4 separate regions of the Mus musculus genome follow, and regions 1, 2 and 4 are each linked to region 3. The links are chromatin loops, found by intact Hi-C in ENCODE. Cell type or tissue: left cerebral cortex. All regions are shown on one strand. Links, peaks and the distances in the headings refer to the core of each region. The heading gives the core; the rest is flanking DNA.

What was found. Hi-C counts contacts between places; a loop is a spot of excess contacts. Peaks named below come from ENCODE experiments on the same cell type or tissue, not always from the same donor. Only the 100,000 strongest peaks of a DNase experiment are listed, where the experiment ranks them.
Region 1: it touches region 3 in a loop (2.6-fold over the local background); 7 of 42 quality-filtered maps call a loop at or near these places.
Region 2: a loop joins it to region 3, with 4 times the contacts of the local background. A loop is called at or near these places in 34 of 42 quality-filtered maps.
Region 4: a loop joins it to region 3, with 13 times the contacts of the local background. A loop is called at or near these places in 17 of 42 quality-filtered maps.

Annotation. Positions count from the first base shown.
Region 1 is chr4:115,643,491-115,651,223 of GRCm38, forward strand. Cyp4b1 (cytochrome P450, family 4, subfamily b, polypeptide 1) reads right to left here and starts at 4,231. Exons shown (of 12, transcript NM_007823.3): 1 at 4,018-4,231. The coding sequence starts at 4,197. In left cerebral cortex, for the core only: no CTCF peak of the experiment used is centred there; no DNase peak of the experiment used is centred there.
Region 2 is chr4:115,475,460-115,483,192 of GRCm38, forward strand. It overlaps the pseudogene Gm12833. Among named protein-coding and RNA genes, the nearest start is that of Gm52676, 4.3 kb to the right of the region's middle. In left cerebral cortex, for the core only: no CTCF peak of the experiment used is centred there; DNase peaks (open chromatin) are centred at 4,370 and 5,706.
Region 3 is chr4:115,706,766-115,714,498 of GRCm38, forward strand. No RefSeq gene overlaps it. Among named protein-coding and RNA genes, the nearest start is that of Efcab14, 27 kb to the right of the region's middle. In left cerebral cortex, for the core only: CTCF peaks have their summits at 3,245 (motif pointing left), 3,450 and 5,138 (motif pointing left); DNase peaks (open chromatin) are centred at 2,611 and 3,236.
Region 4 is chr4:115,099,421-115,107,153 of GRCm38, forward strand. Cyp4x1 (cytochrome P450, family 4, subfamily x, polypeptide 1) reads right to left here. Exons shown (of 12, transcript NM_001003947.2): 12 at 6,903-7,733. Among named protein-coding and RNA genes, the nearest start is that of Pdzk1ip1, 15 kb to the left of the region's middle. In left cerebral cortex, for the core only: a CTCF peak has its summit at 2,383 (motif pointing right); DNase peaks (open chromatin) are centred at 2,430, 3,752 and 4,290; H3K27ac peaks cover 313 bases.

The sequences.
Region 1 (7,733 bases), core at 1,304-6,303, 63 kb before region 3:
AAGGCCAACGGAACTATCTCACATGATTGAGCCAACCAGAAATCGTGACTGAGCTTCCTTCCTGTCAACAAATCCACTCAGGCCATTCCCTAATGGATCTAAAGATCAGTTGGACAGTGTCCAAGGAGCAAATTCCCAGCTTCTCCAGTGTGAGGCAGCTACAGTGCTCTTGGGGACTGCTTGAGGATAAAATGTATCTGCGTGGGGAGAAGGCTCAGTAGGGAGAAGGACTTGCTCCCCAGGCATGAAGACCTGAGTTTGAACTCCAGCCCTCTATTTAAAAGACAGACATGGTGGTTAGCATCTGTAAGCCAAGGGTGAGATAGAAAGATGAAGGAAGGGGCTTGCTGACCTGCCTAGAATCTGTAAGCCAAGGGTGAGATAGAAAGATGGAGGGAGGGGCTTGCTGACCTGCCAGTGTTTCCAAAATGGAGAGCTCCAGGTTTAGTAAGAGATCTTCTCTAAAAAAGTGAGATATTCATAGGAGTGAACATGGGAACCCCAATGGAGGAGTTAGGGGAAGGAGTGAAGGAACCAAAGGGGTTTGCAACCCCATGGGAGGAACAAGAATATCAACCAACCAGACCCTTCCCCCCCCCCCCCCCGAACTCCCAGGAACTAAACCACCAAAGAATACCCATGGCTCCAGCTGTATATGTGGCAGAGGATGGCCTTGTCTGGCATCAAAAGGAGGGGAAGCCCTGGGTCCTGAGAAGGCTTGATGCCACTGTGTAGGGCACAGGGACAGGAGTGGGGTGGGAAGCACCCTCATGGAGGCAGGAGGAGGGAGTGGAGTGGAGGGTTTTCAGGGGCGAAAACTGGGAGGGGGGACAACATTAGAAATGTAAATAAACAAAATAACCAATAAATATTGAAACACTGATCAGCGGTTAAGAGCTATACCGCTCTTGTGAAAGACACAGCTCCCAGCACCCACAGGGGTCTGCCTATAACCTCCTGCAATCTAACTCCTGGGAATTTGACACCCTTTTCTAAACTCTGACAGCACTTACACTCACATGTGCACATCCCCACACTACACCCACATACACACCAACACACACTTAGGCAGTTTAATTCTTAAAAATCTTTCTAAGAGACTGGATTGTTGGCTCTGCAGTTAAAAGTACTGCCTGCTCTTGCAGAGGATCTAGGTTCTGTTCCCATCACCCACATAGTGGCTCACAACCATTTGCAAGGTCCAGGGTCCCTGAGACCCTCTTCTGGCCTCTGTGAGCACCAGACTCACATGTGATACACAGGTGTATATGAAGAAAAAAACCCATATAAATAAAATTAAGTGAGTTTTCTAATCTTCTCAAAAATGAATATGTAAGGTAGAGAGCCATAGAAGACACCCAATATCTGGTTTACACACACACACACACACACACACACACACACACACACACACACACACACGATCATCTACAGATGAGACAGAGGTGAATGGTTAGAAACACCAACAACTGGGGGTAGAAGACAGGGACTCCTCTTCCACAACATGCTAGGTCCCAAAACAAGAGCTCAGGTATCTCCAGTATGATACCTAAACTCCTTCTCAGTTCAGTTATTTTTGGACTGTCCAGATTCTTAACAAGATCTCTCGGTCCCTGAACTGAATGGCACCTGCCAGGAACCCTTCCTATGGGTCTGTGTAGTGCCCTCTGAGGCCACTCAGGGAAGTCTTGTGGGGATCACCTTAGTAGCTCTCCTTCTGCGCGGGCTATCCCTTGGTGTTCTTGTGTGTCTAGTGTCAGTCATCCTGACCCTTTAAAGTACTCTTCCTACCACTTACAAGACAATTAGGGCCCAGAATGCATGAGGAGTCCCTAGTTCAGCTTTGACTTGAATCCTGAACCAATATGTGTCCTTAAGTGGACACCTTAACCCCTTTGAATCTCAACTTCCCCATCTTTTCTCACACTAGGGAAACAAATCCACATCCTGCCCTTCACATTCTCAGGTTGAGGTGTGAATCCAACCATGCAGAGGTACCAAGTCCTGGAGGAATGCAATGGCACTGTGCCTGTGGTTGGTTCCCTAGGAAACTTTTATAGCCCTCAAGATCAGCTTCCCACTCCAATCTTGGCATGGCCTCCTGGTATCAAGCCAATGCCCTTCAGATAGTTATACTGGCATGAAGAAGCTGAAGCTAGGCTGTGTTCCAGGCTCTCTGTGTACTTTCAAGATAGAATAGAACACCTGGGAAGAAGAGAGCAGACAGCTCTGGCATGGAGTTGTGAGAGAATGGACTATATGCTATTAAAGCCCATTGCTTGAGGACTAACTTCCCCAATCCTGAGAAAGGCAGGTAAGCACAAAGGGGGCACAGAGAAAGGGGAATTAAAAGTCCTCCCAAATGCCTCTCATGCTCTTTTAGAATGTGACCTCACCCTTCCACACTTGGCAGAGACCCTCCCAAGTCATCCTGATCCCTCACCCCCCCTTCCCCACCATTCTCCATCTTCTGTGGACCTCTCTCCCTACAATCTAGCCTTTTGCGTTCATTCATTCAGGCATGCCTGTACTAACCCAAGTTTTGTGCTGTATCCTGAGGGCATGAGAATAAATCAGACCAAGTCCGCCACTCTCCAAAAGTCTCAAACTAGTAGAAAAGCTGTAAGATGCTAAAATTAAAAGAATGGAGCAGAAGTGGACCCCTGGGGAAGCACCTTCATCCTCCTGGGAGCAGAGAATGCTCTAGTGTCACCCAAGACATCCTCCTCCCACCCATAGTGTTCAATGGTACAGGTAAGTTCATAGGTTATCCCCAACAAGTTATCTGTAAGGAGCAAAAATCAGATTAGAGACCAAGTTCATTTCCAGTGTCAATTCCCCAGATGGAAGAAGAAAAAGGTAGAAAGAATGACACCCGCTTTTGAGACTTCATCCATGACATCCATGCCTGGGCTCCCAAACCTGCCTGTAGCTCAAAGCACACCAGAAGACTTAGTCTCGGGGTCCTAGTTCCAATCTAAAATGTTAGTCTCCAGATGTTTGGGGAGGTGTGTGGAGGATCTGTTTCTCCTGCCTGACTCTAAACCCTTATCTTGTGTTTAGAAGGTCTGGATCCCCAAGACAAGAGGAGTTCCTGAGACTGGATGCTAAGGTGAACCCCTCCTGAGCTGCCTTAACAGGAGACCCAACCAGGACCTGAACCTGGGGAACCGCCAGAGTTCCTCAGCCAGACAAAGGAAAGAGAAAAGGTACCTCCCAGCTTTGGGGGTACCAACCTCTCAGACACGCTGGGATGCATCAGAAGACAGCACTTTCCTCTGTTTTTACTTTGAACGTCCTCTTGGTCACCAGCAATCTTTACACTGCATAGAGCAGGACACTTCGTGACTGCCTAGTTGTCGGGTCAAACTTTGAGGATGTAATTTCTCCCGGGTGTGATCTATCAACAAGCCTCCACACCGACTTGCATTCTGTTCCTCAAAATAATGGGCCTGACGTGGTGGCGCGCATGCCTTTAATCCCAGCACTCGGGAGGCAGAGGCAGGCGGATTTCTGAGTTCGAGGCCAGCCTGGTCTACAAAGTGAGTTCCAGGACAGCCAGGGCTACACAGAGAAACCCTGTCTCAAAAAAACCGAAAAACCAAATAAATAAATAAATAAATAAATAAATAAATAAATAAATAAATAAATGAATGAATGAATGAATGGAACGCATCTCAGGCTTTCTTAAGCTGCCACTTTGAAATGTTGTGTTGCTTCTGAAGCCAGCTTGAAAGTCAGGGGTGGGAAAGCTGACTAGGAGCCGTGGTTCCAGGCCTCAGCCTCTTGTCTAAATTGATGACCTCCCTTCCCCAACTCCCCCATATCCCCACATACCTCAAGGGCATCTCCCATATCCCCACATACCTCAAGGGCATCTCCCATATCCCCACATACCTCAAGGGCATCTCCCATATCCCCACATACCTCAAGGGCATCTCCCATATCCCCACATACCTCAAGGGCATCTCCCATATCCCCACATACCTCAAGGGCATCTCCCATATCCCCACATACCTCAAGGGCATGACCAAAAAGCCAGTGCTTGGGGGGCCCTGGGAAGCTGTCCAAAGCCCTGGCCAGCTTCTGCCTCCGAAACAGCAGGCTGAGGAGCTTCAGGACGGTTACCATCAGGATCACTACAGAAGCCCACAGGCCGAGGCGGGAAAGGCTTGGAGAGAGAAAGCTGAGCGCCATGGCTAAACTCGCAGGACCCAGGCTCCAACTGCCTCCAGATGCCCCCCTCTGGATTGTCTTATACTCTGGATACGGGCACTGAGCCAGTCCCCACCTCCTTTGCCACACCCAACAGCTAGCAGCAGCTTAAACTGGGCCGAGTGCCATAGGGCGGAGATAGCTGCCTCAAAGCTCATAGGCACCAAAGGACAGAGTATGATTCAAAATGTAGCTTCATAGAAACCAGACCTAACAGAAACCAGATCATGAACATCCCACCTTGGTCTCTTGGAGCAGAGAACAGGGAGCAGTTCTCTGTGTGATCATTAGAATAACAACTGCCTTTCTGTTTTATCGTGTATGTTCAAGGGACTTTATACACACTATCTCACTTAAACTCCCCAAAGAGGTCATAGGTCCTCATCCTTTATCTGTGTTCCAGATAAGATCATCTGTGCTTTCTCATTAGACAGCTTCCACTGTCCCCTTGATGTGGACCCATGACAGAAATGGTACTTTTGCCTGTTTTATAATGTTCCATGTCCCCTTTTTGAGAGATTCCCCAGAAGGATAGGAGGAAAATGAACTATACCCAAAAGCATAGAACAATCTGGACAGGAATGTAGAATATACTTTCAAGATGATAAGGATTAATCATCAGATCCCTTTGGAATCGATAGAACCACTCAGGCCCAGTGATGAGTAGAGAAATACTCAGTTTCCCAGAAAGGCTGTGATTGCTCTGAAATGCCACAGCCAAGGGTTTTCTGTTGAAGGACCCACCTTGCCAGGAAATGCCTGCTGTTTCTCCCTCCAAAAGAGAATTTTACCATTCATGGCAACCACAGAGCACATTTACCACCAATGTTTGGGTAAAGGTCTTTGATTTAAGCCTCCTTTCAGAAAGGTAGATGGGGTCGCAAAGCATGAAACATGATCTGGCATGGCATGCGTAAATTAACAACAAGAATCCCGTCAATACTCTTTCGTGAAGGGACAAGAACACTGTTCCCACAAACTGGTTGGACCTGCATTTGCTAGATATAACATTGGCAAAGGGAACTGTGCCCCAAGCTCTTTCTTTTTCCACTTTCCAGCCTCCTACTGGTGTGCCCCATAGTCATCCAAATCAGAAAGGAGGTAGTGAGGACCTAAAGGAGGGTCAATCTGTGGGAGTTAGATTTTCAGCAGTGACAGAAAAACAAAGACTGAGTATTGTACAGAGGTGACAGGGCCAAACCAGCACACAGATGGGCTTGGAACTCCAGCAGCAGGTCCTGACTCAGAAAATGGTGAGTTGCCAACCTGGCTTTGTAGTCCCTTCTGGCAGAGGAGACCTGGAGGATAGCATAACAGACCCACCCACAGGCCGAGAAACAAGAGATAATATGATGAAAGGAACTCTGAAAGCTCCTTCTTCGTTGGTTTAGCCCACTTCTGAAAATCCATATCCATCCCAATGAAAATGCAGTTCACCCAGGTCAGAGAATTAGGGAACATGATAAGCTCTCTGCTGAGTTTTCACATTTTTAGAGTGAATTTGTATATCAGCATGCTGACCCCCAGGAAGTGTGATAAAGGATGTGTTTGAGGGAGGAACTAAGGGAGCTTCTCTGAAGCTTCCATCCACTGGGATTAACCTAGCTCTCCAGGCTACCATAGAAAACAGTTGCTGTGGAAAGAAGTTTGGAGATAAGCCACCATCCAGTAGTATGCTGTAATGGTATGCAACTGGGACTCAATGGCAGATTACACATCTTCTCTCAACTTTCAGTTCAATGACATCACACTAGCAGCTAGGAACTGACCATTGTAGGAACATTAACATCACAGAAATTGCAAATATTGCCATGGCTTTCTCCCCTAGGAAACCAGCTATTAAATGTTTCCCAACATGCCATTGGCCCAAATCCCAGGTTTAAAGTATTCCTTATCCAGTGGCACTTGACTAAGAAACTATTATGACTCAGGCCTGCAGGAACACTGGAGGCCCCTTTATAGAGCCTCAAAAAGGACATTTGCAAATCTAGAATTGTCACTTGTCAGAGAAAGACTAAGGCTATAAACTCAGGGAAAGCCACTGCCTTTATCCAGTAGCTCTTCTTCTCAAGGAAGCCCCCCTCCAGTGCCTTTCTCTCCTAAAAATATCGATTCTAGCCTTGATTGACACTCTTCTTGACTGTGTGCACTTTTTTCTTTCAAATGCTTTCAATCTGTCACATTCCAGAGACCAAGTGTGCCTTTCCCTTGCTTTGCACAGAACAGAAAGGCACACAGTGGGGTGACAACCATATTCATGAAACAACCTCAAAAAGCTGCACTGTGATGTAGAAGTGGAGACAACAGGGTCAACGGCCACTCACAACATGATCATGTTTTGTGTGGTGTGGTGTGGTGTGGTATGTGTGTGGTGTGTGTGGTGTGGTGTGTGTGTGGTGTGGTGTGTGTGTGGTGTGTGTGTGGTGTGGTGTGTGTGTGGTGTGTGTGTGGTGTGGTGTATGTGGTGTGTGTGTGTGTGTGTGGTGTGTGTGTGGTGTGGTGTGTGTGGTGTGGTGTGTGTGGTGTGTGTGGTGTGTGTGTGTGTGTGTGTGTGTGTGTGGTGTGGTGTGTGTGGTGTGGTGTGTGTGGTGTGTGTGGTGTGTGTGTGTGTGTGTGTGTGTGTGTGTGTGTGTGTGTGTGTGGTGTGGTGTGTGTGGTATGTGGTGTGGTGTGGTGTGTGTGTGTGTGTGTGTGTGTGTGTGTGTGTGTGTAGCTAGCAGAGGTTAATGTTCAATGTTTTCCACCATTGCTTTCCATCCTTTTTTTTTAGACAAAGTCTCTCCTGAACCTGGAGCTCACTTGTTTTGCTAGACTACCTAGGCAGCAAATCCAGGGTTATTCTGTTTCTGCCTCCCCAGAGCTAGGACAGGTGTGCACCGTCAAGCCTGGATTATTTCATAAGAGATCTGGGAATATAAAAAAAAATTAAGAAAACTAATTTTACAGATGCAGATTCTTAGGCTTCAAATCCAATCTATTTTTCATGATTGCTACTTTTCATAAATTTGCCATACTTAACTTCAGTATTGAGAATTTTTGCCCGTTGTATCATAACTACTTTAGATTCCACCTGTATTTATATTTTCAGTAACACCACTGATTTCAAATATAGGCTCAAATTTAAAAAAAAAAAAAAAAGATGGCAGAATAGAGCGGGCTACATTGGTAGAGAGAAACGGAACTAAAGATTTCAGTGGCCACTTGGTCTGCAGCCTGTGGTGTGGAGCTGCCTACGCTGCTGCTGCCTTTAGTGATGCTTGCACACGCCCTGTCCCCAGACACCCTGCCCAACCACTCTAGCACCCTGAGTCTGAGTAACAAGATATCAGAGATGAAAAATGGCTCCTATTCTGGGTTAAGTTTCCTAAAATGACTTCCATAATCCCTGCTGCCTCTAGAAATCATATTGCCACCCACGAGCTGCTGCCAGCTGCTAGTGCAGAGAAGCTTCGTCTGAGGTGATAGCAATGACTACAGACTCATAACTGAGAAAGAGACATTGAGAGAGTCTGGGCAAC
Region 2 (7,733 bases), core at 1,662-6,661, 230 kb before region 3:
GTTACTCCCTTTCCTAGTATCCCCTCCGAAAATCCCCTATCCCCTCTTCCCCTCCCCCTGCTTCCCAACCCACCAACTCCCATTCCTGGTCCTGGCATTCTCCTATACTGGGGCATAGAACCTTCACAGGACCAAGAGCCTCTCCTCCCATTGATGACCAACTAGGCCATCTTCTGCTACAAATAGAGCTAGAGCTACTAGTTCCACCATGTGTTTTCTTTGATTGGTGGTATAGTTCCAAGGAGCTCTGAGGGTACTGCTTAGTTCATATTGATGTTCCTTCTATGGGGCTTCAGTCCCCTTCAGCCACTTGGTTTTTTCTCTGGCTCCAGCTTTAGGAATTCTTAAAAGGTTCACAGCAGTTCACATAAAAATGACTACGTTTTTCCATCTAAACTAGCATAATGATTTTCAAGCCAAGTGATTATAATTATGTTCCAATTACATAGCAATAAACACAAACACATTTAAGCATGTTTAAATGTGTAGTATAATGTAAGAGGGAAACTGTTCTACAACAATTCAGTATGCTTCTGGTCCTAGTGTTCAATAAAAAAGAATGCAAAGAGCAATATTATATATCACACAGATTATCTAACATTAATAATTCACAAGGTGAATAATGTATTTTGGATATGAAGTATTTTAAGGTTGGAATGGTAGCTATGTTTGGTAGACTGACTCAAATTTTTCCAACATTGCTGTTAACTAGCTGAGCTACTTGAGTTAGGAGACTTGGGTGTGTCTCCAACACTGACCAGCCACCAGGGGGCACTGACATATTTGAGATAGCTAGACCCAGGAAACTGCATGTGAATTTGCAGCAGGCTGTCTTGGAAAAGAACAGAGATCCCAAGGTACCAAAAGATAGGATGCCAGTTGCCAGACTGGATTCTGCCAGTGGGGACAAATGTGGCAGATGAGATGGAATCAGCCTGCTTGGGTGGGAGGCTGGAGATTGTTGCAGGTTCCATGGGTCTTGATGCTTGTTCTATCTAAATTTTCAGGCCTCTTCTCTCTGAGATAGAATGTAGACACACATACACACAAACACACAGCAAGATTTCTTTGCTCCACACTTTTCTGTCTTGTATTTTGCTCCCTGGATGCTCTTAATTTTGTTGTTGTTATTGTTGTTGTTGCTGCTGCTATTTTTGACTTTCATGGAGTCATTATCTATATATAGGCACAGAGACTCTTATATATTTTAAATGCTTAGGCCTCCAACTTGGGCTACCCTTGCCCCCCCCCCCCAGCTGTTCTAACCTGACTAATTCTTCCAACATCCCAGCAAGTGACCTGGTCTACCTCTCTGCTCATGTTCACTCCCATCCACCTCTGTGTCTACTTGCTCAATCCTCTTGTGCCTGATTCTTCCCACTGAGCCCATCTCTGCCCAGACATCCTGTGTTTCCTCTCCTGACTCAGCCATTGGTCATCAGATCTTTCTTAAACTAATCAGAAGGTGATGGGGATATATATTTACAAAATACTAAGGCAGATGATGATTCGTTAAAAATAACAATACCAAAGTCTAGACAGTAATCATCTCTCTGCCAGTACAGAAATAAAAATTTGAATAATAGGAAGACAACCTTTACACAGTGCACAAAAAGATTCCCACACATGTTTTTACTTTGTGGTTACTATAATATAGACAGGCTAAAGAAAAAGAGCATTCTAAGGCCATCTCCATCCAACTTTGTTTTCTTTTTATGTTTTTGTGTTTTGTGTTTGCTATTCTCTATACTGCAAGAATTTAAATATAAGTTACATGTGGTAAATTACACAGAGACTCTCCTATGCTATGCAGCCCAACTGGTAGCCCTCTTTATTTTTTTTAAATTTTTTTATTACATATTTTCCTCAATTACATTTCCAATGCTATCCCAAAAGCTTCCCACACCCCCCTCTCCCCTACCCACCCATTCCCATTTTTTTGGCCCTGGCATTCCCCTCTACTGGGGCATATAAAGTTTGCCTGTCCAGTGGGCCTCTCTTTCCAGTGATGGCCGACTAGGCCATCTTTTGATATGTATGCAGCTAGAGTCAAGAGCTCCAGGATACTGGTAGTTGATAATGTTGCACCTACAGAGTTGCAGATCTCTTTAGCTCCTTGGGTACTTTCTCTAGCTCCTCTTTAAATGGGAAATTCACCTTGTGAACTATCACGTTTGCTTTCTAGCTAGATTGAGAGACATAATAAGAATGGATACATTATGAATTTGCAGGGGAGGGCATCAGAAAGAGCATTTAAGAAGAAAGGAGAAGCTTGACACACAGAGAGGCCAAGATATTCCCTAGCTTATATAATTATTAGAAGTTACCTTAAGCTTCCCAGACACATTAGGCTCAATATATACTACACTGGTGGTCTTTTGTAAGGATAAAATCCTGTGCAGTGTGTGGAAGCATCCCCTGTCAATTAAAAGTTGATGGCCCTTAGCAAAAGGCAGAAAGTAGAAGGTGGGAGTTCTAATAGAGAGATGGGAACTCTGATAGATAGTCAGAGGCAGGGAAATTTCACCATGGGCTTGGAGGAGACACATGAAACTGAAGAGAGGTAAGTAGCCATGTGGCAGAAATAGACTGGAATAAAGAGATGGGTCATGAGCTAGTCAGGGAACAAGCCAAAGCTTGTGGCCTAGATAGTTATTCATAAATAATTAAGTCTCAGAATTATTATTCTGGGAACAAAGATGGCAGGTAGAAAAGCTCATGGCTACAGTCTTTATTTGTTTTGGATGACAGGTCCTACACAGACTATGATTCACCTGGAAAATGCAGAATCTTTCTAGGTCAAAGGGTATTAAGGTCATATGGAGTTAGATAGATAAGAAGAACTCAAGGAGTTGAAGGGGTTTGCAGCCCCATAGGAGGAACAGCAATATGAATCAACCAGTACCCCCAGAGCTCCCAGGGACTAAACCGCCAAAGAGTACATACGGAGGGACTCAAGGCTCCAGCTGCATAAGTAGCAGAGGATGGCCTTGTGGGACATCAATGAGAGGAGAGGCCCTTTGTCTTGTGAGGGCTCTATGCCCCAGTGTAGGCCAATGCCAGGACAGGGAAGCAGGAGAGGGTGGGTTGGTGAGCAGGGGGAGAGGGGATGAGATGGGGGGGGGGGCTCCAAGGGGAAATGAGGAAAGGGGATAAAATTTGAAATGTAAATAAAGAAAATATCTAATAAAAATTAAATAAAATATGTATTAAAAATAAAAAAGAACATAGTCAGAAGGCTCTCCTTCCTTACAGTTGCTAATGAGGAAGTAAGACAGAGGATTCAAGGCTCCATTAATAAGAGCAACTGTTCCAAAAGGTTTCTTCCTTTCCATTGTTACTAATGAGATAAAATAAATAAATAAATAAATAAAGAGAGAGAGAGAGAGAGAGAGAGAGAGAGAAAGAAAGAAAGAAAGAAAGAAAGAAAGGAAGAAAGAAAGAAAGAAAGAAAGAGAGAGAGAAAAGAAAAGATAAAGTGAGTTCCAGAGGATGCTCTTGGGACAGGGACGGGTACAAAGGGAACATTGGAGGTGTTCCAATATGATCCTTTTCTCTTATAAAGAGGCAACAAAGCACCCTCAGATCCTATGAGTTTGACCCAGACTTTAAAAAAGAACATGTTTGATGTATTTCTTTACTTGAGTCTTGCCTAAAGTTAGACTAAAGGATAAAAACGTGACTGCTAGTGGGAAATACAAATCATAATATCATAATATCCTCTTATTTAACCTTCTTGTAGAAGGGAACACACTCACTTGTTAAACTTTCCAGGTGGTCTGGCTCCACTTATAGACACACTAATGTGGATATAGGCTTCCAAACAGTTGGTTCTCACCCTCAAATGTAGCCAGGGTGGATCTCAAGTTAAATACTTAAGTAAAGATATATACTTTTCTTAGTTTGATCCACCGTGATCCTGAGTACGACACCCTGACATTATAAAGTTTAAAGATACAAATTTTAAGAAGATAACCCTTCAAAATCAAGTGTTTGTATCTGATAGAGCTCTAACGGAGGAACTGGTTTCAGTCTATTGTCAATCCTATTCCAATGCATGGCCCAACAGATGCACCTGGATGAAGCTATGCAGGTTAGAAAGAGGACAAATGCTTTGGATCCAGCCTATCATCACGGGACTCAACACAAACCTATCCAGCATACACCACTGGGTTCCTTCTCCGTCTCCTCTGATCCTTTAGGAAAAAAGAACTATTTTATATCTCCCTCTGTATCATAGAGGAGCAAATGCCTTCTGCAGATATATTATGTTGATGAATTGTCACAAACTGAATTTACCAAGAAATTGTCTCTGGAGAGGGAATTCGGCCTTTCTAGTTCAAATTCATGTGCATTTGTCTCAAAGCATCCTCAAAAGCCTGTCAAAATTAGATGAAAGGTCCTTAGTGCTGAAAACACTGTGCTTTGGCCACAGACTCTGGAAAAATAAGGCTGGATTGAGCTGGAATCTCTCTCACTTCTGGTTGATTTTCATAGTCTTGGAATGAATCAGAGGATCTGGGAAAGAAGTGTCACTACACAGACATCTGGCACTTTGGGAAGAATGAAGTCCCAACTGAGGAGACCACGGCTGTTGTTTTGCTCCTCTCATGTTGTCTTATAATATTTGCACCTATCCCCATAGGTTACTGCTATTGTCAGGTTCGATGTAGCTTTTTTTTTCCTTTAATAGGAAATATAGCCTCAAGGCCCTGAGACTAAATGTTGCTAGAGTAATGTGGCCTAATAATCAGTCATAAGTGGGAGAGAAGGAATTAAATATCTATATTATACCCTCTTAGGCTCAGAGAATTGAGCAAGAATGGAAGGAAAAAAAATTAAGAGCCAGAGGAAAGAGTAGCATATTAGATAGTTATTTCTCCTGAATGGAAATACTTCATTGTGGTGGTTGGGATATGCTTGACCCAGGGAGTGGCACTCTGAGGAGATATGGTCATGTTAGAGTAGCTGTGGCCTTGTTGGACAAGTGTGTCATTGTGGGAGTAAGCTTTGAGACCCTCCTCCTAGCCTCTTGGGAGCCAATCTGTCCCTGGCTTCCTATGGATGAAGATGTAGAACTCTTAGCTTCTTCTCCTGCCTACCTAGATGCCCCTTCCTGCTATAATAATAGACTGAACCTCTAAACCTATAAGATAGCCCCAATTAAATGTTATCTCTTATGAGAGTTGCTTTGGTCATTGTGTCTTTTCACAGCAATGGAAACCCTAAGACATTCTTTATAGCATAAAAATAAACACAACATAAAAGTTCCATGAAGCTTCTGTTGTCATCAAGATGAGCGGCCGCTGGCAGCATTCGTGAAGAAGTAGGAAAGCTGCTATTGCGAGTCCTGCTGCCACTTCTGTGAGACTGCCCAGGCCCAAGAAAGAGCTGCAGACGAGCAGAAGCTCAAGCTAGGGCGGCTCATGAAGAACCCAGACAAAGCAGTTCCAGTTCCAGAGAAAATGAATGAATAGGCTCCTCGAGCCCCTCCAGAATTCATCCGAGATGTATAGGCACCTACGGTGGAGAGAGTACCAGCGGCAGGACTACATGGATGCCATGGCTGAGAAGCAAAAACTGAGTGCAGAGTTTCAGAAGAGACTAGAAAAGAGTAAAATTGCTGCAGAGGAGCAGATTGCAAAGCACCGGAAAAAGCGCCAGAAGTTAAAAGAGAAGTTACTGGCAAAGAAGATGAAACTTGAGCAGAAGAAACAGAAGGAAGAACCCTGTCAGGGCCAGGAACTGCATGCCAGCAGCTCTGAAGAGGCATCTGAAACATAGGAGGAAGAGGAGCCCAGCGTTGTCATCATGAGGCCATGAGGATTTTCAGCAGCCGTGAACCCAGCTCATTCTGTGATAAGCCTTAGAAGAGAAAAGGCTGTGTGTGACCAGCTGCCCGACTGGCTGTGTTGGGAGAAGGCAGGCACCTCCTGCAGCCCTGCCTGCCTGGGGAGTGGAGGGAGCAGACTCTAGACATTTGCAGATTGCATTCTGTATCCTGCCCTGCTCTTGCTGAAGGGGAGTGAGTGCTTCCCCTTCCCCTGGTGCCTGTTCCCTTCTGCTTGAACAGCAGTGAGCTCTGGGCTGGTTTCTGTGAAGGGAATCTTTATTTAGTAAAGAGCAGAAAACCTTAAAAAAAAAAAGTTCCGTGAAGCTCCTGAAACTTCCAGTGGTTCACAAGGGCCTTCCCCAAGACTGTGCAAGCTGGAACTAGATGTTTAGGTATAGCTCCCATAGACTGGTGTTCAGACAAGCCTGTGGAGGCCACAGAGTGTAATGTGGTGGTTTGGATTTGTTTGGCCCAGGGAGTGGCACTATTAGGAGGAAGAAGAAACAGACCAAATGACCTGCCTAAAAGTCAAGTTCCAACGCTACAGCTTTCATTAGTCATCACCCACTTGGGGTAGACTTTTTGGTGATGCAGCTAACTTTGGGTCACCCATGCCCAGTAAGTCATCCCTTGTTACATTTTTGTAAGTAATCCCAATAAACTCACTGTTTTGCTGAGCTGAGCATGACTGAAATCCTTTCTGATTGTTGTCAGTGCCCTATCCAGTGTGAAAAGGTATTTGTGCAAGTCATTGTCAGAGAAGACAGACAATAATCACAGAGTCAAACTATTTGACAAATGGCTCAATTGAGCCTTCAAAGCACTCCTCTTCCTCCTTCTCCTCCTCCTTCTCATTTTTCTCTTCCCTTCCTCTTCTCTTTTTTCATCTTTCTCCTCTTCTCCCTCTCCTTCTTTATTTTATTAGAAATAGATTTTTTTTCATACAATACATTCTGATTATGTTTTCTTTTCCTTTAAACCTCTAAGGTCCACCCCACCTCCTCTCCCAACTGAACCCACATTCTTCCTGTCTCTCATTAGAAGACAAACAGGCATCTAAAGAATAAAAATCAAATAACATAAACCAAAAACAAACAAACTGGAATAAAACGAAACAAACAGAAGAAAAAGAGTCAAAGAAAAAGCATGAGAAATACATATAAATAGAGAAACACACACCCTCATACACACAGAAATCCTGCAAAAACACAGAACCGGAAACCGTATTATGGTAACACCTGTAAGATTAAAAGAAATGCCCCAATAAACATGATGAGACCAAGAACCTCAAAAGATGCCATTGAGTTTGTTTTCTGTTGGCCATCTACTGCTGGCTTGGGGCTTGCCCATAAGCATGGTTTGTATCTCCAGTGAGACTCTATTGAAGAGAACTAATTTTGTGAGAAGTTATCAATTGCAAATAGCTTCTGGGTTAGGAATAGGGCTTATGTCCACTTCCCCTCTCATTACTTAGACTCCATCTGGTGCAGATCCATGCAGGCCCTGGGCATGCTGCCACAGTGTCTGTGTTCATGTGCATGTCAGTCCTCGTATGTTTAGAATATCTTGTTTCTTGCTATCCACCATCCCCTCTGAATTTTATAGTCTTTCCACCTCCTCTTCTTCAGGGCGCCAAGAGCCCTGAGGGGAAGGATTTGATGAAGACATCTTTTAGAGGTAAGTGCTCCAAGTTCTTACTCTCTACACACTGTGTAGCTGGGAGGGTGGTCTCTGTATTTTTCCCATCTACTATAAAAGGAAGCTTCTCTGATGATATCTGAGCAAGGTACCGACTTATAAATATAGCAGAATGCCAGCAGAAGTTGTTTTATGCCCATATTCCTGTAATAGAACAGTAGTATTTTGTTTTCCCCTGGGTCCTGGTCGATCTTGTCTTAGG
Region 3 (7,733 bases), core at 894-5,893:
GCAGGAGGGGGGGGAGGGTATAGGGTACTTTCGGGATAGCATTTGAAATGTAAATGACGAAAATATCTAATTAAAAATTGGAAAAGAAAAAAGATAGAGGTGGGAGGATAGGACTGGTTTTCTTCGACCATACACTGAAACAGATCCCAGATGGTCATTCTTGAGAACCAAAGGGCACAGTGACTTCAGAGCAACAGGACTTGAGGAAACCTGGCCATGAATGTCAGTTTGCTTGACTGCTACCACTTAGACAATGACTCTCTGCCCAGGTGTCATGACTGATCATCCCAGAGCATCCAACTCTGCAGCCTTTAGTTTCTACTTGTGCATACACACTTGCTTTAAATCTGCGAACATGTATTAGCTCCAGAGTTTATCCCAGCAGGACCAGGCAGGCAACTTTGCAGACTTGGGATATTCTCTAGAACTAACTTAGAAACTGGCTGGAGCTCTGCCAGGCATACTGGGGGGGGGGGGGGGGGGGAATGGTTTCCCAGTAATCAAAATCCTAAACTAAACATCTGTCAGAAACACATGGAGGTGGATAATGAAAAGCAAACTTTGCACTTTGTATAGGAAGTGCACAGCACAGAAGAAGCTGCCAATTTCTGGGGTGAAGAGTGACAGGGTTGTATGGTCTGAATCAGTAGAAAGGACATACAAGTGTTTCCCATGAAGCAGAGGTGTCTTGATGCACAGCAGAGGGTACCTGCTGGTGAGTAAAGAGAATTGTTGTAGACCAATGAGAGCTGGAGAAAGGATGCACAAGTCTATTGGTAGATGCCAGATTGAATGTTTTCAACTTGGTGTGTGTGTGTGTGTGTGTGTGTGTGTGTGTGTGTGAGAGAGAGAGAGAGAGAGAGAGACAGACAGACAGACAGACAGACAGACAGAGGGACAGAGAGAGACGGAGAGAGACAGAGACAGAGAAACAGAGACAGAGAGAAGAATATTTATTATATCTCTGGACTGACAGGTACTACTGTATCTCAGCAGCTGGAGATCAGAGGAGCTAGCAAAATCTGAAATCTTTTCAACCTCTCTATAGAAGATGATGCCCACCAATATGTATTCAAAGAGCCCTTAAACAAGAAACATTTTTTAAAAAAAAAAAAAAAAAACATGGACCGAAGCACCCAAGATTCAGAGTATCCTACAACACAAATGCTAATGTGTTGCTCTGACGAAATGTGCATTAAGAAGCCAGGTGGTAATGGCCCATGCCTTTAATCCCAGCACTCAGGAGGCAGAGGCAAGTGGATCTCTGTGAGTTCTAGGCCAGCCTGGTTTACAAAGTGAGTTCCAGGATAGCCAGAGCTACGCAGAGAAATCCTGTCTTAAAACAACAACAAAAATGGGAGAGAAACAGAGAGAGGGGGGGCACTAAGACAAGCAAGGAGGAAGCTGCAGAATACATTAAACTTTTGGCCAAGAAAATGAAGGAAGCCAGAGAAAACTGCCGGGAATAGATTGTGGGGAAACATAGGCTGGCCTCCCTAAGAGCTTCTACTTCTGAGTGGGATTCCTGTCAAGATTAAGTCTCTAAGAGTGACAGACTTTGGAGCACTCACATAAACAGGATATCTTCATCAAATTCTTCTTTAAGGGCTCAACATTCTATGCAGAAAAAGAAAGACTGTAAGAGCCAGAGATAAAGGGTGGCTCCAGGAAACAGCATCTTCTAGACATAACAAGATTGACACACATATGAACTCAGACACTATGGCAGCCCACACAGGGCCTGCCTGCAAAAGTTCAAGGCAAGCAGGGTCCCAACACCATGAGAGGGAAGCAGATTAGGATCCCAAGCCTAATCAAGAAGATTATCTGCAACTGATACTTGATGGCAAAGGAAAAAAAAAATCAGTTTTCTCCAGTGGAGTCTCACTGGTTATAGTAACCACACTTCAGAGGAGGCCCCTAGCCCGGTAGTAGATAGCAACACAAATCAAACTCAACAGTATCTTTGTAGATGTTTTTGCCTCATTTTGCATTTTTTTAACATTGGCCTTTGGCATGTATATTTTGGTTTTTGTTTCTATGTTTTTGTGGTGATGTATGTTTTTGTGTTGTATTTCTTGTTTTTCTTATTTTGGCGTTGTTGATTTTGTTTGTTTGAAAGAGAGAGAGAGGGGCCTGGAGTTAGATGGGGAGGTGGGGAGGATCTGGGAAGAGTTGGAGGAAGGAAGAGCATGATCAGACTATGTTGCATAAATTGTTCTCAATAAAAATAATGTGTTTAAAAGTCACAAATATGATAAGATCTAAAAGCAGACACAAAACAAAATTCCTGAACTATGAGATTATAAATCCTGTCAAAAGGCCTGGGCTGCGGAAGTCACGTGACCTACCAGGGAAGCAACTGTTATTGTTTTGCTAAACAGATCTGCTTCTCCATAACTAAGTTAATGTCGGTGGAGGAGTGCTGCTGTCAGCAAATAACAAGCTACAAGTGAATGAGTATCCAGTCAAGAGTGAGACACGGATATCAGTCCTACCCACCCAACCAAGGATCAGGGAACAATGCAGAAGAAAAATGTAGTAAGTGAAGGATCCGTGTGGAATGCTGAGTTCTGCTCATGATCTTACAGCAGCTGCGACCGCCTACACAACATCTGCATACGATTAGGTCCTTCGCCCCCTTCCCATCGAAGGGAGAAGGAAGCACGCTTCCTTCCTGAGGACTTACATGTAGTCTCAGTTGATGAGGGAGAGATATTTCCTTTAGTTACAGATAAGGTACAGATTGTGCCTGTAAACAATCCTTCAGCCATGGCCCTGTAATCAACATTGATGAAACGCACTGGGTCGTGAAAATTTTAGAAAGTAAAGATATGAAAGAATTACAGTTTCTGATCTAAAGAAGTGAAGGCTGCAGCTCTCAGGCTTCAGACATAGTCTATGCCACTAAGTCACCAACATTTGTTCTGAGACTACTGTGAGGAAGCACTAATCCTCAAGAGCCAGAAAACCTGGGTCAAAATTCCAGGCAAACCATATACCAGCTCCAAGGCCACCGGACAGTCTCTGAAACAGATTCCATCTGGGAAATGGAGATGGGTATCCCTGTCAGGCAAAGTTGTTTAAGGTTAAAGCAATACATGTAGTTATGACTTGGATACACTGTGTTCAGTAAATGTCTGTCGTTTGTTATCTGCCTAAAACTCTGCAGAAGTTCTGGTCGGGAGAGGATCCTAAACCAAGCTGCTAAGCTAGATGTTTCTATGTTTCAGTGCTTCCCTCTGCTGGCCAAAGGAGGTAGCTCCACTGGGGGCGGGACGGGGGAGAGAAAGAGAGCAAAAGAGCGAGGGAGGGAGAGCGAGAGCGAGGGAGGGGGGCGGAGGGGAGGGAGAGAGGCCAAAGTCTGGCCTCTCGAGGCCAAAGTCTGGCCTCTCTGCTGGCTACCAAATCCCCCAAGGAGGTAGATGTGGTGTAGCACAAACAATCTCAGCTATCCAGCGGCCGTGTGAAGGTACATGCAGCCCTTCGCCTCTCTGAGCCTATCTGCTTAGCTGTAAGAATGGAGTGACAATCCCTACCATATTTCAGAATTGCCGTGAATCCCAAATGGCCATGCCTTTGGGACACTTTCCTAAGCTAACCTCAAGTGCTTTGTGGTCAAGCACTTTGATGTTGGGCATCCAAAACCCCAAGGAGGATCTGAGAAGTTGGCCCTGCACTTCAGTAGTCCCTCTCCAGGGGAAGAGGAACGTCTTTGTCTATGCATGTATCTTGGAGTATTTCCCCTATACGTTCCTTTAATGGTTTCATAGTTTGGGGGCTGACATTAGGCCATTTTGAATTGATTTTGGAGCAAGGTGAGAGGCAGAGACACTTTGTTTTTCTATGAATGAGCAGTGGTTTGAATGAGAACTTTCACTCATAGGCTCACATATTTAAATATATGGTCCCTGTGGGTGGTGCTACTTTGGGAGGTTACGGAATCTTTGGGACAAGAAACTTTGCTGCAGGAAGTATGCCGTTGGGGTGGGCTTTCAGAGCTATGGCATCACCTTACTTCCAGCTCACTCTCTGCTTCCTATATATGGATGGAGATGGATGTGATCTCTCAGCTTCCTGCATTGGCTGTGTGCTGCCCTGCCTCCCCTGCCTCCCCTGCCATTATTGACTCTTCCTCTGGAACCAGAAGCTGAATAAATTCTTTCTCCTTTAAGTAACGTCCAGCCATAAGTTTTATCACAGCAACAAAAAGTAACATATACACTGAATATTCCATTTTCCCAGCATTTCCACTACATTGAAGACACTATCTTTTCTTCAATATATGTTTCTGAAGTCTTCATCAAAATTACATGGCTAAAAAAATCCAGACTAGATGGAGGCAGGGTGGTCTCCAGGCCACATCCTTCTGAGGAGCTCTTGACACTTGCTACATCTGGGGAGAGAGAATCACTCTTTCTTCTTTTCCTTGTTTACAATATGTGCTACTAACAGATTTCCCATGCTCCATTGTCTGTCCCACACCCCAACATCCAAACACAATGTGCACAGCAGCAACTGAGGCTTAGTAGATTAAAAAAAAAAAAAAAAGAGGTTAGGAGGCAAGTGTGTTGAGGGGTTTGAGGGAAGTTGGATGGGGAAAGTGGGAGGTGGATATTACCATGTTTCATATATATGTATGTGTGTGTGTATAAAATTTCTCAAAAATAAAGGAAAATTACTCTTCTAAAAATTATGTGTTGGGGCTGGAGAGATGGCTTGTCCCAAGCTAGTATCTCGCCGGCAAGAATTCACTCGGACAACCGGATTCTTCTACAGCAAAGCTTTATTGCTTCATCTGAAGGAAGACCCCAAACCCGGAAAATGGTGCTGCTTATATACCCCTCCGTGTGACGTGTCAGCTCCTGATTAGCTGCTCACTCATCACCCCACTACTACGCCCCGGGGTGGGCAGTGACTTGGCATGAATTTACTCTTGCACCTGCGCACATTACTTGTTTACCAGTTAGGCACAGTGGAGGCCAGCACCATCTTGTAATGGCGATTGCTCACGGCTCTCCACAATGGCTCAGTGGCTAAGAGCACTGACTGCTCTTCTGAAGGTCCTGAATTTGAATCCCAGCAACCACATGGTGGCTCACAGCCATCTGTAATGAGATCTGATGCCCTCTTCTGGTGCGTCTGAAGATAGCTACAGTGTACTTAGATATAATAATAAATAAATCTTTTTTTTTAATTATGTGTTTATAGCTGTGCGGATTTAATTTTAATCTTTGGGTTCTAGTCCACTGACCCTGTTTCTTAACCACCACCATGCTGGTTTTATAACTATGACTCTGTAATATAGTTTGGAATCAGTTATGGCTCCAGCCAGCATTGTTCTTTTTGCTCACAATTGCTTGGGTTATTAAGAGTCTTTTTGTGATTTTTATACGAATCCTAGAATTTTTTTTTCTATTTTGTAAAGGATGTTATTGGAACTTTGATGAGGATTAAAGATTAATATCTAGAAACTGTAAAGAACATGTAGAGACTGCCATATCCAGGGATCCACCCCATAATCAGCATCCAAACGCTGACACCATTGCATACACTAGCAAGATTTTATTGAAAGGACCCAGATGTAGCTGTCTCTTGTGAGACTATGCCGGGGCCTAGCAAACACAGAAGTGGATGCTCACAGTCAGCTAATGGATGGATCATAGGGCTCCCAATGGAGAAGCTAGAGAAAGTAGCCAAGGAGCTAAAGGGATCTGCAACCCTATAGGTGGAACAACATTATGAACTAACCAGTACCCCGGAGCTCTTGACTCTAGCTGCATATATATCAAAAGATGGCCTAGTCGGCCATCACTGGAAAGAGAGGCCCATTGGACTTGCAAACTTTATATGCCCCAGTACAGGGGAACACCAGGGCCAAAAAGGGGGAGTGGGTGGGCAGGGGAGTGGGGGTGGGTGGATATGGGGGACTTTTGGTATAGCATTGGAAATGTAAATGAGCTAAATACCTAATAAAAAATGGAAAAAAAAAAGAAATGGGCAAAAAAAAAAAAAAGAAAAAAAGAAAATGTAAAGAACCAAAAAAGAAGAAAAAACATCAAAGTTCAAATAATCCAGTCAATACATGGGCTATTGAAATCAACAGACAATTCTCAAAGGATAAAGCGCTAATGGCCAATAGACATGAAAAAAGGGTGTTCAACATTTTTAGCAATCAGGGGAAGGCAAGTTAAAACTACATTAAAGTTCTTTCTCACCTCTGTCAGAATCGTTAAGAAAACAAACACTGGCAAGAATGTGGGGGAAAGGCCAGCCTTCTATACTGATGATAGGATTGTAAGTGCTCCAGTCACTATGGAAATCTAAACCTGAAAACAGAACACCATATGACCTAGCTAGACCACTGCTGGGTCTACACTGAGAGAACTATAAATCAGCCCACTACAGAGACCCACATAGCTATGTTTATTGAAGCACCATTCATAATAGCTAATGTGTCCATCAGCAGATGAATGGATAAATGTTTTATAAATAAACAATGGCACTTTATTCAGTCATGAAGAAGAATGAAATTATGTCATTTGCTGAAACATGGATCCACCTGGAAATCATCATATTAAGCAAATTAAGTTCAACACACAAAAAATGACAGATATGTCTTTCTTATTTGTAGCTCCTATAGACACATAAAACCATATGTATATATGATGTGAAAGCAGAAAGGAGATTAGAAGAAGGGGGAGACTATCAGAGACTGGGAAGACTAAAAGGAAAGAACAGAAGAGGTATGGATATAGTCAAAGCACATTATATACTTGGAAGAAATTGTCTATATTAAACTCAACACTAAATATAATGAAAAATACACTCGTAAAATATTTTTAAATTTTTAAAGCAGAGAGAGAGAATCAGGGAACAATATTTAAAGTTTCCATCTGTGGCAGCAAGACCATTACTGTCTCTCCCCAACGCACAATGTGCTTGCATCTCAACCAGTAAAACTATCACAGCTTAAAATGTTAGAAGTTTAAAATGCACAGAATAACTAAGCTATTAAATGTCCTCAGTAGAGGTTTAGCAATAAAGCACACTACAGACTACTGGTTCTTGATGCTTGTGATCCTATAGCTGACAGTGTCTGGAACTTATTGTCACTACCTGTTATCAAAAGAGAATATCAAACCATACAACACAATCCTTCATATGATTCACACTGGATTCAAATCACTCTCCCACCACTGAAAACTCAAAAATCATCTTTTGAACTATCCTAATCTGGCAACTGTTTATATAAAATAAGTAGGCATAAATATAAAACACGTTTATGAAAGATCTATATACAAGTAATTGCACTGCAGTACTAAGAGAAACTTCCTTAGTTAGCCAAGTCATCAAGGCTAACATCACCATTAATTAGAAAAATATGTTTGTCCTTAGATAACATGTCACTGATATAATAACATTCCTGCCTAAAAAGCTTAACCTGAATCTGTCATGAGGATATAAATAATTGTTGACAGTATAGTAAATGTCCTGAATGTCTTAAATCTAAACTTAGAGACTTGTTTTAAAAACAGCCTGTAGCCTGTACTTTCAAAGATATCATTGTGGGCTGGAGAGATTGCTCAGTGGTTAAGAGCATTGGCTGCTCTTCTAGAGGACTCAAGTTTGATTCCCAGCACACATTGTGGCTCAAAATCCCCTGTGAATCCAATCCCAATGGATCCCATGCCCTCTTTTGGCCTCTTCAGGAACCAGGTGCAGAAGTGGTA
Region 4 (7,733 bases), core at 1,678-6,677, 610 kb before region 3:
TTAAAAAAGAAACAGTGATAGGATGCTGAAGTGTAGCTCTCCACAATAGATGGCTTCCAGCAGGGGTGCAGGGAGGGAAGGATTCAGAGTTTGACCACATTCCAGTGAGTATATAGATAACACAAGTTGTACTATTTTTTTTTTCTGGAGGAGGTTACAAGGGTGGGGTGGGGTGAACAGGGAAGGACTTTATAGAATGTGATAGAGATGTATGATGTGAAATACCCAAAGAATTAATAAAAACATTATGTTGGAAAACAACAACAAACCAAACCAACCAACCAAATTCCCAGATAAAGCATTTTGACACAAAACGTCTCCAAAGGTATCACTGAGTTAATTTTATATTGGCTGTCTACTGCTGGGCATGGGGCCTCCCTTAAGAGTGGTTTGTACACTCAATGAGACTCCATTGGAGAAAGCTGGTCTTTCCTTTTCAAGCAGTTGTCAATTGGAGATAGATTCTGAGTTAGGGATGGGGCTCATGTCTATTTCTCCTCTCAGCAGTAGGACCACATTTGGCTTGTACCTGTACATCCCGTGCGTTCCATGCATCCCGCGCATCCTGTGCATCCCCTGAATCCCCTGAATCCCGTGCATCCTGTGCATCCTGTGTATCCCCTGCATCCCGTGCATCCCCTGCATCCCATGCATCCCGTGCATCCTATGCACATTGCCAGAGTCTTTGTGAGGTCACATGTGCACCAGTCTTGTTGTGTTTGTAAGACACTGTTTCTTTGGTGTCCCTCCCACTCTGGCTCTTACACTGGCTCTTACCCATAGCACCCTGAGCCCTGAGGAGAGGGATTAGATGAAGCCATCCCACTTAGGACTGTTTCAAGGTCTCTTGTTTTCTGCACATTGTCCAGTTGTGGGTCTCTGGGTTAGTCCCTATGTACTGCAGGAGGAAACTTTTCTGATGATTGCTAAGCAGTACCTGATCTATGAGTGAGTGTATCTGAATGTTGTTAAAGGTCACTATATCGCCATGTCCCTTTAGCAGTACTGTTCTGTTTTCCTCTAGGCCCATGGCCTTTCCCAGATTCTTGGCCACTCAAGTAGTGCCAGGCCTGGGGTCCATCTTATGGAGTGGATCTTAAACCCAATTAGATAGTAGTTGGCCACTCCCGTGACTTTTGGTGGCACACACCTTTGATCCCATCTTTCAGGAGACAGAGGCAGGGAGAGCTCTGAGTTTGAGCCTGATCCACATAATAAGACTGTAAGTTACATGTTAGCCAGGGTTACATAGTGAGACCATGTCAAAAAAATACATACATACATACATACATACATACATACATACAGCATATCAAACCCAGAATAGCACTCAGCACACAGTGCACAGCATGTTGTTTTAAAAATTGATTCTGTCATTATATAATGAACTGAATTAGATACAAGACCTAATCAGATTTTTTAGAATCACAGCTTATTTGATTAATATGACATCATGTAAGGGGCAGTACCTGTCCAGGGTCACATATGGAGATGGATAAGAGGTAGGCTGGAGGGCCTCACCATTCCCAACCCTAGCTGGTGGGTGTGTATCTTGCAGGACCCAGCTGCTTTCCAGAGTCACACCTCCAACGTCGTGGTCATTCTAGAGCTGGCTCTGCAAAACTGCTATACATCACTGAGGCCAGCACAGGTGTATAGTGAACTCCATCAATAAATAACCAGGCCTTTGGATTATTCCAGCAGTGGGCTGGTAGTACAGGACAAGGATGGTGAGGCTGGGGCTGGCACCAGGGAAAAGAATCACAGAGTGCAGGGAGAGTGAGGAAAGGGGTGGAAAGGCTAGAGAAGGTATGTCAGATCTCTTGGGCTAGACAACTAGAGCAAGAGGATGAGAAGGGACTGTCCTCAAATCCAAACCTGTGCTTTTTGACACAGCATCTGAGAGATACCCTGTATACGTAGGGCACCTTCAGGGACATGGCTAGATATTCACAATGATGGTTCACTTCTAGAGGAAGAAAAATGCCACAGGCAGCTAAGGACATTGAACCTTGGTGTTTTGACTTTAAATTCATTCTTTATTCTGTCCCAGAGATGGGTTCCCTTTACCTAACGGGTGACCCTTGAGCACTTCAAGACATGAGTAGCCCGGTATCTTTTCTGGACTTGGGTTTGGAGCCAATCTTTCCTGGCTACATCTCATCTGTCAATTTGACATTAGTGTGATGCTGGTCAAGTTATTGACTAAAGTACTCAGTACCAAAGTATGCAAACTAGAGCAAAATAAATATGCATTCTATGAGGTTGTGGCAATCAATAAAAAGAGTTATCCTGTCTTCAGAAAGCCTGCAGCTACTGAACTTTAACAACTGCCCCTCCAGGTTTTGCTTAGCTGTCTTGTCTGCAATGCCTATAGTGGCCACTAGATGGCCACACCGTGCTTCAGCTTTCTTCCTTGGCAGCGGCTTCTCTCCCACACAGCAATGAGGCTTTTCCCACCTCCCCTCCCCTCAGTGCTGTGCCAACTATGCTTAGGATTTCTGGTTTTCCTTCTGTGGGCCTCACCACCTCCAGGAAGGTTCTCTGACATCTCTTTGCATACTACATTCATCAGGTGGACCGAGCTCCGGCCTGTGAATTCCTGGAGGGCCGAGCATAGTGGAATGCAGGCGAAGTGCCTGCATAGTGGAAGTGCTCCACATTTGTTGACCGACGTGCCTAAGGGTGAAATAACTTACCTCTATTCCCAAACTAATGGGTTCATTACTAATTATGGCCATTTTTCACTAAAGTTGGGAAAGACTTTCAGTGAGGTCTAGGCATGGGCTCTCAGATTGACCAATGCCATTAATCATAAAGTGTGTTTCTGTGCTTTTGTGCACAAGATTCCAAGAGGTGGAGTCATGATTTCTTTATTTTTGTTAAAAGATACATGATTTAAAGAAGATAAAGTGTAAAAGATGACATGGTCTGCAGTTTTATGGAGTGTGCTAATCCACATGGCAAAACTGAGACCAGTGCTTAAGAAACTGAGCATCAAAAAAAAAAAAAAAAAAAAAAGAAACTGAGCATCAGTGTTGGGTGGGGGCGGAGAGCAATGTGAAAAAGTCATGGTATTTTGTTCAGGCCTCTGTGGCTCCTTTAAGATGTCTATGTTCCCTTATGCCAGTCCTGGTTTGGGAGTGGCTGTTTGGATATGGAAGTCACCCCATTCTTTCCTGGAGTTGATTTTAACAACAAAGTTTTGACAAATAGTTGGACATCTAGAAAGCTTTGAAGCAAAGCATAGAGCTCTTGATTATCTGGAGAGATGTAAAGGAAAGCATTGTTCATGTAGCTAATGGCCTATAACAGTAAGGTCTAAATAAGACAATTTATTGTCTCTCACACTGAAGTCTTGAGGAGGCAGATGGCCTAGAGCTAGAGGGTGTTTTGCTCTATGCATTGTCTGTCTGTCTTGTTCTGTCATCTTCAACACACAACTTTCAGGTAGTAATATAAGTTAGTGGCTCTAGGTTCTGTCACCACATCTGTCTTCAATAAGGAAATAAATAGGACGTGGAGGGCACACACCTTTCCTTTTGATGATGTTAGCCTGAGATAGACTACATTACTTCTGTTAGCCTGAGATAGACTACATTACTTCTGTTCATAGTTCTGCCCAACATTTAAAAGCATGATGGGTTTCACTGACAGATCAGACTGGGGAGGCGACTCAGTTGGTAAAGTGCTTGCTGCTGAGTTTGGATCTTTAGCATCCATGTGAAAAGCTAGGCACTGCGCCTTGTGCACTAGACAAACCGTGTGGCTTTCTGAGTAGCTTAGCTGAATGGGTAAGCTCCAGGCTCAATGAGAGATCCTGTCTCAAAAAATAAGCTGGAGAGTGATTGGAAAAGATTCTCAGTGTTGGTCTTTGGCCTACACATATACAGGCACTTGCATGTGCACACACATGCAGAGAAGGAAGGGGGACACGGACACACAGAGACAGACAGACACAGAGGGACAGAGATAGAGACAGAGAGACAGAGGGAGAAGGACAGAGACAGAAAAAAGAAACACACACACACAGAGAGAGAGAGAGAGAGAGAGAGAGAGAGAGAGAGAGAGAGAGACAGAGAGAGACAGAGAGAGACAGAGAGAGACAGAGAGAGACAGAGAGAGACAGAGAGAGACAGAGACAGAGACAGACAGAGACAGAGACAGAGAATATACTCTGTAGTGGGCAGCTATGTGCCCAGCTAAGAATTCTATTTATGTAGGAGTCGACAAAGGATGTGGGAGGGATGCTGAGTCATGTCTGCTATAAACAGATTGTAATGTGAGTATTGACTGTGACGGATCCTTTAAAACAGAACCAGTATCTGGGGCAGTGCTGATCACATGCTATCACAGCTTGTAGAATTCAGTAATCAAGAACGACCCAATTTTCCACCAGGCTACAGGTTAGATTTTAAAAGAAGCCTCTGGGATCTTCACTGTTGTAAGTTACGGACTAACTCAAGCACTCATGGCCATAGTTGCTGTAATTAGTGAAGCTCCTACTTAGCCTTACTTGGCTAAGTACCAATTACACAGTGAAGCAAGGGGATTGTTCCTCAGGTATGCATAGCTCCGGGCTTCTGCAGCTTTGCATATGGGCACAGAGGAGACGACAGGAAAGCAAAAGCATGTTACAGTTATGTGAGCCTCTCAGCTGTATCTGTAGGGAGATTTGGTATTTGAGGCTACATTTCTTTACCTCTTCATATACTATTAGTAAGATATGGCTTTTATTAATTCTGAGATAGTAGATTTTCTGTTTGATGAAGGGAATTTTTGGCTCCTCCTTGCAATAGGTTGCCATGTTTATTAGCATCTTTGACTGATTTCCCCATAATCCCCATAATTAAAATTTTCAGAAAAGGGACTGATGGACAGCTGGTGAGAGGAGGATTGTTCTCTGAAGTCTTCCTGTAATTGGACAGAATGACTGTGGTCAGTTTCTCGAATCTTAGATTCTGCCTCTTTATTCACACATCCAGCCAATCCACAAGTTCTCTTTACTCTTTTAAATGCCATCAAAGTCACTTCCATGTTCATTTCTCCTACAGTCCACTGCCACCACTCTTGGCAAGCAGCATCTACTTTTTACTTTTTTTTCCTTTTAATTCAGGGGAGAAAATGAACACAATTCTCAACTACAAGTCAAATCTCAGGAGTCAGCAATGGATGAGCCGTGTCCTAGGAAAACCACCTTCATGACCATGGTATCTTTTCCAACAGCTAAGCATGCAGCATCTATTCTTATCTGTGACCTAGCATTCTGATTGTGTACATACATTTCTTCTGGTTTCTCCTTCTGCCCCACTCTATCCTATCAATAATTTGTTCATTATCCATGCAACAGATGTAACCCTGCCTCTCCCTCTCTTTTCTCTCCCTACACACACACACACACACACACACACACACACACACACACACACACACACACACACACAGTCTCTTTCTTTTGACACACATCCACACCCCCTTTTCTCTGTAGTCCAGGCTGGTCTTGAACTTATGATTCTTTTGCTTTAGCCTTTCAAGTGATGGGGTTATAAGTATGCATCACTACATCCAGAAAACCTTTTAAAAGTGCAGTTCACTCTAGTTTTATCTCTAGTTGAAAACTCCTCAAAGGGCTTCCTCTATATTTAAAAACCAATCTAATTTCTGATTAGGTTCCAATGAGTGATGAATTTAGTTCCCATTTAGGCTTCATAAGAGTAGTTAGCAACAGAAATGTAAGTAGAATATTTTTGTAGTAGTGTAAGTTTAGACATTCTTTTCGTTTTGTTTTGTTTTTCGAGACAGGGTTTCTCTGTATAGCCCTGGCTGTCCTGGAACTCACTTTGTAGACCAGGCTGGCCTCGAACTCAGAAATCCGCCTACCTCTGCTTCCTGAGATTAAAGGTGTGCGCCACCATGCTCGGCAAATTTAGACATTCTTTTTTTTTTTTTTTTTTTTTTTAAAGATTTTATTTATTTATTATATGTAAGTACACTGTAGCTGTCTTCAGACACACCAGAAGAGGGCATCAGATCTCATTACGGGTGGTTGTGAGCCACCATGTGGTTGCTGGGATTTGAACTTCGGACCTTCGGAAGAGCAGTCGGGTGCTCTTACCCAATGAGCCATCTCACCAGCCCCAAATTTAGACATTCTTATTCAAGATTCAAAACCAAGAAACCATAAAGAAAAGTGTGTATACAAATCTGACATCATTAAAATCAAAGCATTTCATATGTAAAAGAACCACACCTACAAGTTAATAAGAGTAAAAGAATCTGAAATATTACAAAGAAAAGTTATAAGCAAGACTTATTATCCATAATATATGAAGAATATATGGATAACTAAGAAAAAACATCATACAAAAATAAAGATAGTGTTGTCTCCATAAAGATAGGGACTAGGTAGGTAGCTCAATAGGTAAAATCTTGCTTTGCAAACCTGAGGACTTGGGTTTAATCCCCAGATCCCATGTGGAAATAGTGAGGCATGGGGGTGGGGAGTGGTACATGCTTGTAATCCCAGAGCTGGGGCGGTAAAGACAGGCAGATCATGGGGCTCAGTAGCCATCTAGCCAAACCTACTGGGTGAGCTTTGGGCTAGTAAGAGATCCTGTCTGAAAAAGCATGGCAGATGAAACCTGAAAAATGATACTCGAGGTTTGCCTCTGGCCTCTATATGCTTCTACATACACGTGAATACACACCTGGACCTGAGTACACATGCATGCATGTGCTCACACATACACACACACACACACAGACACACACACACACACACACACACACACACACACACAGTCAATAAATACATTTAAAAATTATAACTAATTTAATTTATCCAGTAATAGAAATATTTTGAAACAAATCATAGAACACTCACATATCTCAACCTTATAATAAGGTGGATTAGGGCAATTTTTTAATTATGTGAGAAAAACAAGAAGAATACAAATATGATCACATGTCTAAGAGTGCACACACACATTATTTATGCAGGAAAGAGTCAGGAAGAATGCATACAATTCTGTTTTTAGAGAAAGCAGTAGACTCTGTCAGGGCAGTAGCCCTGGTGAGGTGGGATTTTATGAACACCTCCTATTGCTGGAAATGTTTTTCATCCAATACAAATCCTGTTATTTGTATAATTCCAAAAACAATAAAAAACAAACAGAAAATCATCACTAGGTGTAGGCTTAGATTTTTCATTAAGCCTACTTTAATAAAGATTCTTTTTTTTTGTTTTTTTTTTAAGCCAACAGAAAGTCTTTATTAACCAGTCATTGACAACCATAGGTGTTCAAGATCCCAGTGTAGCCCCGAGTGTAGCCTTTCTTTCTTTTTTTTTTTTTAAAGATTTATTTATTTATTATATGCAAGTACACTGTAGCTGTCGTCAGACACACCAGAAGAGGGCATCAGATCTCATTTCGGGTGGTTGTGAGCCACCATGTGGTTGCTGGGATTTGAACTCTGGACCTTCGGAAGAGCAGTCGGGTGCTCTTACCCACTGAGCCATCTCACCAGCCCCTAATAAAGATTCTTAATGCTTCAACCTCCTTTATACCCCACAGACCAAAGGTGGGGAAGGAAGATGGTTAATAGGACAAGGAGGACATGGACCTAGTTGGATGGACCTGGAGGGCATCATCCTGAGTGAGGTAACCCCACCACAAAGGAACTCACAAAATATGTACTCACTGATAAGTGGATATTAGCCCAGAAACTTAGGA